Regions from separate parts of the Mus musculus genome. Here region 1 is linked to region 2. The links are chromatin loops, found by intact Hi-C in ENCODE. Cell type or tissue: gastrocnemius. All regions are shown on one strand. Links, peaks and the distances in the headings refer to the core of each region. The heading gives the core; the rest is flanking DNA.

Evidence for each region. A loop is a pair of places that touch in the nucleus more often than their neighbours do. Peaks named below come from ENCODE experiments on the same cell type or tissue, not always from the same donor. Only the 100,000 strongest peaks of a DNase experiment are listed, where the experiment ranks them.
Region 1: a loop joins it to region 2, with 5 times the contacts of the local background. A loop is called at or near these places in 1 of 42 quality-filtered maps.

What each region holds. Positions count from the first base shown.
Region 1 is chr5:138,115,612-138,118,412 of GRCm38, forward strand. Zscan21 (zinc finger and SCAN domain containing 21) reads left to right here and starts at 1,294. Exons shown (of 5, transcript NM_011757.3): 1 at 1,294-1,396; 2 at 2,225-2,309. In gastrocnemius, for the core only: a CTCF peak has its summit at 1,425; a DNase peak (open chromatin) is centred at 1,330; H3K4me3 peaks cover 1,995 bases; H3K27ac peaks cover 2,200 bases.
Region 2 is chr5:138,192,587-138,195,387 of GRCm38, forward strand. It overlaps Cnpy4 (canopy FGF signaling regulator 4), which reads left to right. Exons shown (of 6, transcript NM_178612.4): 5 at 1-92; 6 at 179-1,308. The coding sequence ends at 315. It overlaps Mblac1 (metallo-beta-lactamase domain containing 1), which reads left to right and starts at 1,728. Exons shown (of 1, transcript NM_177878.3): 1 at 1,728-2,801. The coding sequence starts at 1,812. The coding sequence ends at 2,594. In gastrocnemius, for the core only: no CTCF peak of the experiment used is centred there; DNase peaks (open chromatin) are centred at 1,422, 1,751, 1,922 and 2,435; H3K4me3 peaks cover 1,773 bases; H3K27ac peaks cover 1,782 bases.

The DNA.
Region 1 (2,801 bases), core at 17-2,516, 77 kb before region 2:
GTGATCCAGATCTTGAGGCTGGAAGAAGATTCTGACCTGGATCTTGGCATGGAGATCTTGAGGCATAGTGGCCATGAGAAACTTAGGTCCATGCCGGGCATGGTGGCTCATGCCTTTAATCCCAGCACTTGGGAGGCAGAGGCAGGTGGATTTCTTAGTTCGAGGCCAGCCTGGTCTACAGAGTGAGTTCCAGGACAGCCAGGGATACACAGAAAAACTCTGTCTTGAAAAAACAAAAAACAAACAAACAAACAAAAACAAAACAAAACAAGAACAACAAAAAAGAAAAACTTAGGCCCAGGAAACTAAGGCAAAGAGATCTCTGAGTTCTAAGAGCCAGGCATGGTGGTACACACTTAATCTGGGCCACACCTTCTGCTAGAGATTTGCTTAAGGACATTGGAAGAAGGAAGAGTCCCTCTTCTTCGGCTGCTTGCACTTACTTGCCAGCACATCTGTTGGAATCTACTTCTACAGACGACCAGCTGGAACACCTAGCTTCGTGGGACTGAGCAACTACTAGATTCTTGGACCATTGCTGGGGTACAGACTGTAAGTTATCACAATAAATTCACTCAGTATAGACAGACATTCCCTTAGTTCTGTGACTCTAGAGAACCCTAACTGTTACAGTGCTCATGTACACAGTGTGTTTGCAAACATGTGAAGGCCAGAGGTTAATGTTAGCTGTCTTCTTCAATTGCTTCTCTACCTTGTTTTTGAGACAAGGTGTCACTGATCTGGAGCTAGGCTGCCCAGACAACAGACTGCAGGGGTCCTCCCAGCACTCGGATTACAGGCATGTGATGTACCATAGTCTTTTTATGTGGTGCTGGAAATCCAAATGTAGGTCCTCACGCATGAGCTCTTTACTCACTCACTGATCTAGAGGCAAGTGGATCGTTTATAGAGTTCGAGGTCAGCCTGGTATACATAGAGTTCCAGGCTAGCTAGGGCTAATGACATGTTTGTCTCAAAAACAAGGCAGTGGTGGCTCATGCTTTTAATCCCAGCACTCGAGAGGCAGAGGCAAGTAAATCCCTGAGTTCGAGGCCAGCCTGGTCTATTGAGTGAGTTTCAGGGCAGCCAGGGCCGCATAACCCTCCAAAAACCACCCACCCTCAAAAAAAGAATGAACGAAAGAAAGAAAAGGGAGGGGGTAGGAAGAGAGAATGAGAATAAAAAAAGAAATAGGGGGAGAAACAGATCACAACCAGGACAGTCGCAGCCTCCGGTGAAACAGGATACCGACAACGCTCGGATTCCTAGAGGGGCGGCTGCTCCCCCTCCAGAGGGGCGGGGCTCTGACGCGCTTCCGGTGGTGCTGTCGTTCAGCCGCTGTGAGGATTCCAGACTCCAAAGCGGTTCTGAGTCACGGTGAGCCTGCGAGTCCCAGGTTAGCCTAGCGGTCGGGGAGCGTTGGCCAAAAGATTTCGAGAGGGTGGGACGGGTTTAGCGACTGTGGTTCTGGTTCGGGGAGTTCCTCCATGGTGGTTCTGGGAGATTGAGGAGGAGCGCCCCGCCCAGCCGTCGTCGGCGCCCGCTCTAAGGAAAGGCTTTTCCACCCCCGAGGGCTCCCTGGAACAAAACCCTGATTCTTTTGCTTCCGGAATCGCATTTCTAGTCTCTCCGTTATTGTCTGTTACCTGACGGAAACTGCCCTCTTTCTTCCCCAGCAAGAGCCCTGAGATCTAAACTCAGAACTAATTGTTAAGAATAAGCCCAAGTGTAGAAACCTCTGAAAACCCGAATCTCCTCAGTCTTGAGTCTTGTCCAGTCCAGGCGGGGAATTGGTCCCGGTGGGCTTTGTGCGCACTGGACAAGGATTTGCTCAAGTCTGGAAAGATTTTTAGACGATCGTTTGTAAAACGCGTATAGGATAGAAAGGTGATTGATTTATTTGGTGGCTGACATAGTTGGAAATCTGTTGAAAGGGGACACTTAAAGAATTGTGAACAACAACAACAAAATCAATACAGGAAAATTGTTTTTCAAGTGGTGGAAGGCTTCTGAAGAGAGACTGAGTATTGGTTCAGGGCTATTGAAATGATGCAGAATTTGGCTCACTCTGAGCTACTAGATCTGCCCAGTAGTTATGCTCTTCAGAATTATTGGCCTGCCTGGAAGCTTTTTGAAAATTAGTTTGCTCGGTTTGAGACGGGGTCTTACTGTATGGCCTACACTGGTGTATAATTGGTGATCCTCCTGTCTCTGTTCTCTTCAGTGCTGTAATTACAGGTATGCACCACCACGACTTCAGCTTGGAGTTTCCAAGTGCAGAGTGTCTTAAGGGCATTATCTACTACAAGGTAATAATTGCTGTTCATTTGATGCAATCTGTGATAGTTTGATTTGTTTACACTTCGTCTTGCACAGAATGAATTTGAGGCTGATTAAGGGAGTGTGTGTGTGTGGGGGGGGGACTTATAAACTGTAGAATTCGCATAAAGGAGGGAAAAATTGGGAAGTGACCAAAAGCCTGCTGCTAGACTTCGAGAGTTAGGTTTTTATTTTTTTACTCTGTGTGTGTGTGTGTGTGTGTGAGTCAAAGGATAGTTGGCATAGTTGACTGCTTCCCTTCCATTACATGGACACCAGTCTCAAAACAGGCAGCAGGTCGGTTGCATTTGTTACCCACTGAGCCATCTTGTCAGTTGAGTTAAACCTTTAGATAGGGGCTGGAGAGATGGCTCAGTGGTTAAGAGCACTACTGGCTGCTCTTCCAGAGGTCCTGAGTTCAAATCCCAGCAACCACTTGGTGGCTCATGGCCATTTGTAATGTGATCTTATGCCCTCTTCTG
Region 2 (2,801 bases), core at 210-2,709:
AGATGTTGTAGGGGACTGGTACTTCCACCATCAGGAGCAGCCCCTCCAGCATTTTCTCTGTGAGCGGCATGTGCTTCCAGCCTCTGAAACTGGTAAGTGTAAAGGACAGACTCCTCCCCTAGCTTCCCAGCTGTTCCCGGCATTAACCCTGAGGTTGTTTTCTTCTCATTCCACCCAGCTTGTCTACGGGAAGCTTGGACTGGAAAGGAGAAGATCAGTGATGGGCAGGAGGAGGCAGATGACGAAGAGGAGGAAGAAGAAGAAGAGATAACCAAGACTTCAGGCAATCCCAAGCATGACCCAGAAGATCTTTGACCCTTACTTTTGAACCCCAAGGATGGGTCGTGGAGAGTTTTCTAAACTCTTGTGCTCTCCCGTCCTTCCCCGCCCCTAGGCTTCTAATGTCTTCTTGGTATGATCTCGGCTATGATCCTGGGGACCCAGAATGGCAACAGGAAAGGAGAAGGGTAGGGGGGAAGAAGCAGAAGCAAGTTTTGCCTTCAGGGTTGAACCACATGCAGCCACTTAATTGAACAAGTATGTGGTGACAGTTTTGAAACTTTTCTCTACGTTTTACTGGTCTTCACCTGCACCGATTGGTCAATAGTGGTGTGAGCTGTGGGAAAGTCACTTTGCTTTTTAAAGGGTCTATTTTAAACCCTTTCAAGAGGCCAGAGAAGAGCGAGCAGCGCAATTGGTAGAGTGCCTGCCTAGTATGGACAGTGATGGGAGTTGAACCCTGATGTGGTGGCATACCGCTGTAATCTCAGCACTCAAAGAAGCGTTGGCAGGAATATCAGAATACCATCCAGCTACTTGGCAGTTCGGGACCAACCAGAGCTGAACCCTGTCTTAAAGTAAGAAGCCAAAAAGAGACCCTCAAGAACCAATATACACTGCAAACATGAGGCCGTATACCATCAATCTGTGAATAAGAACAGGATGCTGGAAGAGAGTGAAGCAATACTCGGGTTAGATGGGGTAGACATGTGGGCTATATTTCCTATTTCACAGGTGCCATATTTTCTATATTGCTATTAAACCTTTTATATATATATCAGCTGAGTCCCATTTCAAACATGCACACATTATCGATGAGGGAGCACCCAGACAGTGGGGCCATTGGCCTGCTATCTATTAGTTGCTAATGGTGTTCTTATAATTATCCACCCCAAGGATACTGGTTGGGGTTGGGAAAACAACTGTACCACTAGGACTTGGAAAAGAGGATCAAGAGCTCAGTCTTCCTCAGCTATGTAGCGAGCTCAAGACCATCTTGGTCTCCTTGAGCCCCTGTATCAGGAAAATAAAAAACAAAACAAGAACTCAGAAGTTAAGTGTAATACATAATATGAACTATACAGGATTAGGATTACGCCGTGGTTCAGGCGCGGTAGTTTGTACGGAAGCCCATAAAAGGCAAAAAATCTCGCGTTTTCTCACCTTTTGAGTTTTCCCAGCGTTAAAAAACAAAAGAAAACAAAAACCCTTAAGGACAGCGATAGTTTAGTTTCAAAGTAGACAACAGCTAGAATAAAGAAGTAAAAGATATCTTTCAGATGTGGATGCGTGAGAACCTACCGACTATAAGCCTAAGGGGGGACTGACCAAAAGAATCTAGGAAGTCTTGAGGTCGCATGGAAAGGCCAGTTGGGCGATACCATCTTCAGCAGGGGTGGTAGTGGAGGGCGATACCACTTTAAGATCTGGTGGGTAGCAAACGAGTTGCACCTTGGAAAGAGTGGCGGGGCTTGCGGTAGGATTTTGGAGGGACTGGGCAGACGTCCGTGGCGGGGTAAATCTCCCTTGTCATGAACGGTCCAGTGCGCACCGAGCCCCTGCATGGTGAGATCCCTTTGCTGGCGTCCAGCGGCTCCTACTCCGTGGTGGTTCTGCTGCGCGGCTACGCGGAGCCGCAGGGAGCGGGCGACGCGGTGCGTGCTGATGGCACTGTGACTCTCGTCCTGCCTCGGGGCTGGGCCTCGGACTCCAGCCGCGGTTTGGCCCCATCCGCAGACGGCGGCTCTAAGACTGCCCTGGAGGAGGCGGTGCGTGGCCCCATCCTCGTGGACACCGGGGGACCCTGGGCGCGGGGTGCGCTGCTGGAAGCCCTGGCTACACAGGGCGTGGCCCCCGAAGATGTGACTCTGGTGGTGGGCACCCACGGACACTCGGATCATATTGGGAACCTGGGGCTGTTTCCCGAGGCAGCTTTGTTAGTCTCCCATGACTTCTGCCTTCCCGAGGGTCTCTATCTGCCCCATGGGCTGTGTGAAACGCAGCCCTTGATACTGGGCTCGGGACTGCAGGTGTGGGCCACGCCGGGCCACGGAGGACAGCGGGACGTGAGCGTCGTAGTGGAGGGCACCAGCCTGGGCACCGTGGTGGTGGCTGGCGATGTGTTCGAGCGACTTGGTGACGAGGACTCCTGGCAGGCCCTGAGCGAAGACCCAGTAGCTCAGCAGCGGAGCCGGGAGAGGATTCTGAGCGTAGCTGATGTGGTGGTGCCTGGTCACGGAGCCCCCTTTCGAGTGGTCAGGGAAACAGTGAAAAGTTCAGAGGATTTGATATGTGAAGGCAAGGCGGTTGCTTGACTGGACTCCAGTCAGGAAAGCCCCTTCCAGCGAGGAACCGGCGTCAGTTGGTCCGGGAGACCTAGAGGACACAGTCAAGACAAGCAATATTTGTCACGTGCAGCTTTCTAGGAGGCAGCTTCCAAACAGGACAGAATGATTGACATCAGTCCCCTTTAATCATTGCAACCTAAGCAGGACAAAGGACTGGCTTAGATCCACATCCTC